Regions from separate parts of the Homo sapiens genome. Here region 1 is linked to region 2. The links are chromatin loops, found by intact Hi-C in ENCODE. Cell type or tissue: Caco-2. All regions are shown on one strand. Links, peaks and the distances in the headings refer to the core of each region. The heading gives the core; the rest is flanking DNA.

The links. Peaks named below come from ENCODE experiments on the same cell type or tissue, not always from the same donor. Only the 100,000 strongest peaks of a DNase experiment are listed, where the experiment ranks them.
Region 1: a loop joins it to region 2, with 4 times the contacts of the local background. A loop is called at or near these places in 2 of 110 quality-filtered maps.

Annotation. Positions count from the first base shown.
Region 1 is chr11:37,640,538-37,644,945 of GRCh38, forward strand. No RefSeq gene overlaps it. Among named protein-coding and RNA genes, the nearest start is that of LINC02760, 300 kb to the right of the region's middle. In Caco-2, for the core only: no CTCF peak of the experiment used is centred there; no DNase peak of the experiment used is centred there.
Region 2 is chr11:37,502,986-37,507,393 of GRCh38, forward strand. No RefSeq gene overlaps it. Among named protein-coding and RNA genes, the nearest start is that of LINC02760, 430 kb to the right of the region's middle. RefSeq lists an enhancer at 1,590-2,789. In Caco-2, for the core only: no CTCF peak of the experiment used is centred there; DNase peaks (open chromatin) are centred at 1,346 and 2,136.

The DNA.
Region 1 (4,408 bases), core at 325-4,324, 140 kb after region 2:
ATGCACCCTAAAACTTAAAGTATAATTAAAAAAAAAAGAAAAATTCCTGTACTATTTTCCACATGTGAGTTAACCATTTTACTTCCCACCCACAGTGCATAAGGGTTCCAACTTCTCCCATATTCTGGCCAATACTTATTTCTTATGGTTTGTATGTTTTTGCCTGTTTTATAGCAGGCAAGCTAGTGGTAGTAAGGTGGTATCCCATTGTTGTTCTGATTTTCATTTTCCTAATGATTAATGATGTTGATCCTCTTTTATGTGCTTATTAGCTATTCGTATATCTTCTTTGGAGAAATGTCTATTCAATTAGTTTGTCTATCTTTGACTTTTTAAATTGTTGATTATTAGGAGTTATCTTTGTGTTCTGGATATTAATTATTTATCAGATATATGATTTGAAAACATTTTTCCCATTTTGTAGGTTGCATTTCACTCTGTTGATAGTGTTTTTTGATCCACAAAATTTTATGTTTTTATAAAGTCTAATTTGTCTATTTTTTTCTTTTTTTTTGCCCCTTCTTTCTTGGATAATATATTGACTGGATAAATAATTCTACGTTTAAATATTGTTTTCATTAAGTACTCTAAGGAGGTTGCTTCTATCTTCTCACTTGTATTTTTTCCAATGAGAAATTTTTGCTGACGTCTTTACCTTTGTGATTCTGTCTGCAATGTTACTTGGTTTTGTCTTTTTTATTGGTTTACAGCAATCTTTGTCTGTGTGTGTGTGTGTGTGACAAGGTTTCTTTCTGTCACCCAGGCTGGAGTGCTGTGGCACAATCACAGCTCACTGCAACCTCCACTTCCCAAGCTCAAGCTATCCTCCCAACTCAGCCTCCCAAGTAGCTGGGACCACACCCAGCTTCTCGAAATCTTGAGCTAAGGAGATCCACTGTCCTCAGCCTTCCAAAATGCTGGGATTACAGGTGTGAGACACTGCACCCGGCTGCAATTTGATTTTTATATGCTTTGTATTTCATGTTTTTATTATTGAGTTTTGTTGAGATTCTTGGAACACTTTTGGTCATTATTACAAGAATATTTTTGTTATCCCCAGCCCACTTTAGGGACCTCATATATTTAGATTCATGCCTGCATGAATTGTCTCCTGGTTTTTTGACAATCTATCCACGTTTTTCATTCTTTTTTTTCCCTCACTACGCTTCATGTTGAATTGTTTCAATTGTTACATTTTCAAGTTCAAAAATCTTTTTATAAAATATTTTTTTCTACCTTAAGCAAGACAGTAATATCATTGAATAAACATAGTGTCATATCTCATCATATATCTTATAATTGTTTAAAAGTTTCTCCATTTAGTTCCTTCATATATTTCGCATCTCCATACATTTACTTTTCCATATATTTTCCAAATAGACAGACATTCATGGTTCTGGATTTTCTCTCATGCTGATTGTTTCCTCATTTTCTACCTGTTGAAATTTAAATTGTGTTATAAAATCTTTATTGATCAAGCCTTATCATCTCTCTGTTAGAAACTATTTTTTCTCATTATTTTTCTAGAGCAATTCTTTGTAAAAAAATAATTGTTTTCTTCAATATTCAATTTATTTGTATTCTGTCTTTTATTTACTTAAATATTTACTCTTTCTTTTTTTCTCCTGTCTTACATTACTGGTGTCTTGAGGTCAAAGACTATACTCTCTTCTTCTTAATATGTTTATCACCCTGTAATTTTACTCATCCCAGTGCTCACTTTATTAACACAAATAAAACATCTTTGTTTCAGCAATATTTCACTCTGCTTTTATCTTTATCCCATAATCAAGACATCTAAACAGGTTTTTCACAGAACTTAATCATTCAGACGCTATGAATCACTTGGAGGTTTTACAAAAATAATTAAACTAAGAAGTTTATTATGGTTTGAGACCTTTCATCATGTTAATTGCACCTTTCTATGGGTCCAAAGGTAAACACAAAGCCAGTTCACAGTAGTTAATGAATTTTTATTATCCTCCTGAAGGCCTGATCCTCAGACAGAGAGAGCAAGATGATATCTCAGGCTCTCCTAGAGGACTATACTTTGACCCGGGTGTATATATAGATCACAGAAATCTCTTCTCTCCAGTGTATATCAGGAGTGAGAGTTTTGATATCTAGCTTTCCAGAGTCATATATTCTTTATGACATCCAGGTCAAATGGCCTCTCTGGAGGTATTTTTACCATTGTACATTTTTGGAGCCAACATATAGTTATTAAAACTTTCAAGTTATCAGACTTATTAAGACAAGAGGGGAATTTGAGTTCCTCTCAAGACCACAGGATACTATATGGAAGGAAGTTATGAAAGAAGAGCTGAGTTGTCTTAAAGCAATTAACCAGACTTATTGTATTAATTTAAAAAAAAAAGACTAGATGTTTGGACAATCAACCCATTCATTCTGATTCATTCTTAGTATGATTGGAGCAAGGAGAGCAAGATTCTAATTTTTTTCTGCTTTTCTGAATATTGCATTTCATTCTGCTTAACATTTCATATTCATAATCCAAATAAATAGTTAATAAGCCTTATCAGTTCCCTTTTATATTATAGATCTCATTCACTTACCCCGTCAAAAGTCAAGAGCCTATTTGATAAGCTATGCAGTTTGAATAATGAAAGTAGCTGATGAGTCTGCTAATCATCATTCCTCAAATGTTTATGTGCGTATGGATTTCTTAGAAGTCTGGTTAAAATGTAAAGTCAGTTTAGTATATCTGGGATGTGGCCTGAGGTTCTGCATTTCTAACAAGCTTCCAAGTGATGCTGATGAAGCTGACCTATGCACCACACTATAAGTAAAGTTTTTAATATGATGAGTTCCTGATTTGAAGCTTTCTTATGCTTTGAGGCTGGATTCTATCCTCTTAGGAAGAAAAGTCCAATGTTTTGGGTTAAAACAGAAAAAGAATGCCTCAGCATCATAATTCACGTTTTACATCCCTCATTGCCTTGTCTGCTTGGAATTCTGATCTGAGTCATTGACTCGGACATCTTTCTGTGTTTTGTACTCGTTACTTTGCCTGGTCCTTCCTCTGACTGCCTTTGCCTTGTAGCACTGTTTCTTGAAAGTCACCCAATGATCACCAGGATCAAAAGCTGCTGGGACGGTTGTTAGAATAAGTATTTCATTGGCCCTCTTAGAGCATAGTGATACTCTGAAACCTGAAATGAGTGCTTTAAATAGCATAATAAAATTGAAAATCACTGAAATGTTACTTTCTTTGCAAGTCACTTCTAAGTTAGTATGACTGTTTATTGTTTATCTAAATTTAATTCAATGTCTTATTCTTATCTGTAAATAATCCCACCCCAGCATGCTTACATGACCCTCTGTGTCAGACTGGCTTGAATTCTATTCTGATGTGCTTTCCAGAGATAGTCTTTTCTACTGCCCAACCTTCATTTGCTTCGCTGTCTGCCTGTTTCTGTCTTTCTCAGATTGATCTTTCATATTCCATGTTACACTCTTGCTCACCAAAGTGCTAAAAACAAACCAGAAAGGAGTTACAGTGGTCCCCGCTGCTCCACAAGTTTCACAACCTGCAATGTATGCCTGAAACCACAGATAGCACCAAACCCAATTGTCATCAATCAGAACATGTTTCTGTTTATGTCTTCCACACACAAATGTAATGTTATCATGCACTGTGGTTGTAATTTTGTACACTGAGGTGTGACAGCAAAACTAGCACACATTTCTATTTCCTTTTTCACAATTTCATAGATAGAAGATTCATTCTACACTGTAGATCTTAGCGACCTCAGCATATGATTTTTTTTTTCTTTCTTTATTCAGTTGAGAACTTGCACCATTTCACTTAAGAGAAGAATTTTACTGCTACTCTTTGGCATATATGAATTGCCACATCACTACTCTTGTGCTTTGGGACCAATATTAAGTAAAATAAGGGATACTAGGACACAAGAACTGTGATAGCTTGGCCATGAATTGGATAACTGTGACTGCTACTAAGTGACTCATGGGTGGGTAGCGTAGACTGCATGGATCTGCTGGACAAAGGGATAATTTGTTTCCTGGGGGAGGATGGAGCAGAATGGTGTGAGATTTCATGATGCTGCTCAGAGCAGCTGGTGCACAATTTAAAACTTATGAATTGATTATTTTTAAAATTCTCTATTTAGCATTTTCAGACCTTGGTAGATAGCTGTAACTGAAACCACAGGAAGTGAAATCTCAGATAAGAGGGTGCCTCTGTCATTTTTACTGTAGTTGTGATTGTAGGATGCCAAATAAAATCAATTAAATTTATATTTATGTTTAGATGACCATGGACCAGGTTGCTTTGAGAGAGTAAAACATAATCAGGACATAGTGACAACTCTTAAAAAGTGTGTAATTTATCGAGTGTAAAGGGAACTGAGAGTTAGAAACATCT
Region 2 (4,408 bases), core at 251-4,250:
TGCTATATTACAGAGTCATCCTGGGAAGATGTAAAACCACATGACTCTGACTATTGTAGTGGGTAATAGTGGAAACTTACTCTTCTTATTTTTTCTTCTGATCTAGAGCCTTGTACTTGCACTAATTTTTAATCATTGAAACTCTATTGAAAGGTATCCGTATCAGACAGTGATCTGGGCTTCTGAAGATCATTTTTTATACCCAAATGATATTTTCTCATAAGGTAGATAGGATAGATATCAATAAAGTATGTGGTTTCATTTGAATGGGATCCAGTGTTCCTAATGTGAAACAAATGAGGATTGTTCTTGTATAGGAAGCCACAGCCCAAATTCAAGAGACAGAGACTGTACACCAACAATGTGAAGATGCTCAGGATTAATGTTATGACCAGTGTTTGCACAAGGAGCCAAGTAAGCGAAAAGAAGCAGCAGATCTGGAACCTGTGAGAAAGGCCCCACCCTATCTTTGAAATTTAGGGTGACATATCAGGGTGCTGTGAATTTCAACTGAGCGGCTTGTTAACTGTGGGGCCCCATGTCTCAGAAACTCATTTCCTTCACCCAGGGACAATAATTGGTCTTGCTTCATTGGGTTGTTGTAGGGAATAAATGTGTGACTATAAAACATTACCTAGTTTCTACTACACATTAATAGTATATGCTAAATGTTGGCATCCTCTGCTAGCCACTTTCTGTTCCACAAGTGAAAATGGGGGAAGAAACAAGTAGTATTGCATAAATATAAATGTTGGCTTTTAGACTCAGAGTTCAGTAACCCCGTATCTTTGGTTTCATTGTGTTGCTCTACCAAATGTAATCACTACAATATATCAGTATGTTGACCTTCAATGAAAGCCATTATTATAAGCCTTTCTGGTTCATTTCCTGCTGACATCTATAGCACAAGTGACAGTATCATAGGGGATGGAGACAATTTAAAGCAGAGATGTGAATGCAGTGGGAAAGTGCCTGCAATCCAGACTTTTGGAGGGAAATACATGCAGCTTTGGGGTTTCATCTTACAATAACCACATTCATTTGGTAACATCCTTATCAAAATCAGGGGCATTTTGTGTCTTCATTAATCTATAAAGTCTTAGCACAACTATTAGGCTTTGGAAGTAACAACGACAGCATGTGGACCTCATCACATCCTTACTAGACCCCAAGCGGTAACCACTGCTCTAAAGTTAGTAACAGCTGATTCATAATCAAATAAGCTGAGGTTGAAAGTGAGAGGAAGCACTATTTTTGCTCTGGCAACCTGGAGTAAAGAATGTGGCCCTCTATGTTTGATGATTGTTCCACTGACTGAGTGTGGCAATAAGTAATGACTCAGAGCTGCCTCCTTCCTTGCCCTCAGAGCTGAAAGCATCCCTATTAAATTGAAGACCAGTGCTTTGCTTTCATTACAGTGGGGACTGCTCTTGCCAAAAGGGAATTTTCCTTAATTAATGAGAAAGGACTCTTTTCAAGCGCTACACAATGAGGTCATTGCAATGCAACTTTCTCAGCAAAGAGCAGTCTGTCTCTGAATACTGGACTTTGTAGCTGAGGTGGAGAGGCACTTTAGTGTAATTGTTAAGATGATAGGCTTTGGAGTCAGAACAACTGGCTAGCAAATATTGGCTGTCAGCGAATTTTTCAGTAATCTTGAGCATGTTATTTCACTTCTCTAAGCCTTGGTTTCCTTCTCAGCAACTGCAGATATATCATTTCTTATCTCATAGAATTGTTATTGAGATTAAACAAGATAAGAAGAGTAAAGCACTTATCACAGTGTTTGGGACATACTGGGTAATTATTAAGTGGTATCTATTTTATCTCAACATTGTTGTTAGTCTCTTTTTTTGGACTCATTAATGGAAGGTATATATTTTCATAAAATATGTGCCCAGGAGAAAAAGGATCAAAGGCACTCTTTATTATTCGTCATGAGTTAATGTCAAACCCTTATTACTTCCTGCATAGATTTCTAAATTATAGCTTCATAAAAACTACAGCCTAAGTAGTTATGACAAATTAGTTTTTTCTCATGGAATGTTGAGAAGGAATCTGAGACAAGACCTATGCTCACTGAAACCGAGGGCTATGATTCATAATGATATCAGCTGTGGGGGAAAAAAATGGGACCTGAGGGAACGCACGCCACCCACCCTCTATCTATGGCTAAGATAAGCAAACAGCCATCATCTTATTGGAATGAAGCAAACTGAAACCTGGATCTATTTAGTGTTAATGTTATGTAGCAGTTCTCTCTGATAATTGCCAAGTCACCAGTATTGGGTCTTGCCCTTTTAGTTTTGAGGAAATTATTTCAGATGATTGCTGTGTGTGGTATAAGCTAAGTCTGTGATTTTCAGTTTCAGAAATATATTTTAAAATTATTCAACCAATATTTCTTAACTGCTTTTTTAACACACCTTGAGTAATTACCTTTTTAAAATGCTGAGAAAATGGTGATAAATTTATACTTGTTGTGCAGCATCTCAATATTGTAAACCAAAAATAAAATTCTAAGACTCCCAACCAATTGAATGGATCCCGCCTCTCAGCCAAGGACATTCCAAAGTAAACCTGAAAAACTAGTTCAGGCCGTGATGGAAATGAGGGATTAGACATGCCTCATTATACCTTCTCCCCATGGAAGTTCAGGCACAACTAATCAGCATTCACATTAAAACAGAGGTCTCAGGACTGACCAAACGGACTCTTTGTGACAATACGGTATATCACAAAATGACAGATAGCAGGCCCTGGAAGAAATCAAAGTATTTTATCCTAAAATGTATTTCTTTGATGTATTTTAAAATAGCCCTGCAAAGCTGTCTCCTGTGGGAGAAATCTGTATTCTATAGGGAATCCCCTTCCCTTTCCAAATATTTTCCTGATCCAGGAGAGATTAACTAAGATTCTGGTACCTTTATAAGCCTGATAAGAAATATTTACCATCTAATCTCTTTGAAGCCTACTACTTGGAGGATTCATTTCTGCATAACAAGAACACTGGTCTCCACAGCCCCTTATCTTAATCCAGAAATTCCTTTCTATTGATTCCAGGCCTTCAGATAGTAACTTAACACTTTCAAGCAATTGCCAATCAGAAAATCTTTAAACCCACCTATGACATGGAAGCCCCACCTATGACCACGTTGAGTTATCCTTCCTTTCTGGACCAAACCAATGTACACCTTACATATATCAATTGATGTCTTTGGAACTTCTGTCTCCCAAAAATGTATAAAACAAAGCTGTAATCCAACCACTTTGGGCACATGTTCTCACAACCTCCTGAAGCTGTGTCACTGACATGTCCTTAATCTTGGCAAAATAAACTTCCAAATTGATTGAAACTTGTCTCACTTACTTTTTGTTTTACAATATCAAAATTGCTTGTATAACCAAACCTAGGTTCAGCTGCTCAACACTCAAAAGCCAGACGCAAGAGATGAGAGTTGATGGGAGGAAAAGCAGGTTTATTCAGAGAGCCAGCAAGCCGAGAAGATGGTGGACTACAGTCACAAAGACCATCTTAAATTTTAAATTTTACCATAAGGAGTTGGTATGGGAGATACGTGGGCATGGTGCAGGGGGCAGGGTCTGTGTGTCTTTGTTCTGATGGATATCTTGGGTAATTGTTTGGAGGTCTGGTTGGTGTTATTTTGACCTCAGCCTGTTGGTGGTGGACGAATTGTTCTTAACTTCCCTTAAGCGGGAGAATTCTGCAACTGGGGCTCTCTGCCTGGTTTGTTTCAAGTTAGCTGATGGAATTTCTTAAGCAAGAGCATAATTACATAACCATGCATTGCTGGAGGGGAGTGTCTAGAGAGGGAAGGAATGAAGGGATGAGAGGGGAGGGAAACAAAGTGGGTGATTAATATATATTTTTTAAATGGGGGTCCCGAGTTGCACTTGGATGGGAAAGATTCACAAAGTTTGGAAACTGAGCTTCTTCACAATTGTTTTGGAAATTATTTGTTTTCTCACATTAGAATGCTAGTGTTTCATTAGTGTTACGTAGATTCAACAGATAAAACATAGAACTGATATGTGCTTATCTGCTTTTCCTAGTGAGAGATTGATTAATTGTTGTGAGAGAGATCAATTTCACATTTACAATAGAAATCTGTATTAGTAGTTGTTTAAGATACATAGATAACCTGTAATTTCATGCTACATATATTCCTTGTTGCTGCTGGGGCTCAGAAAATGATACACCAAAGTATGGTGCTTTGGCAAGCTGAGTACTTTGATCTAAAGGATATTGGAAGGCATCAGAATAAATTGAATGGTTTTTAACATAAAGAAAAGGCAATATTTAAGGTGATTGTTATCCCCAGTACACTGATTACATGAATGCATTAAATTATCATATGTACCCTAGAACTATAAACATCTATTATGC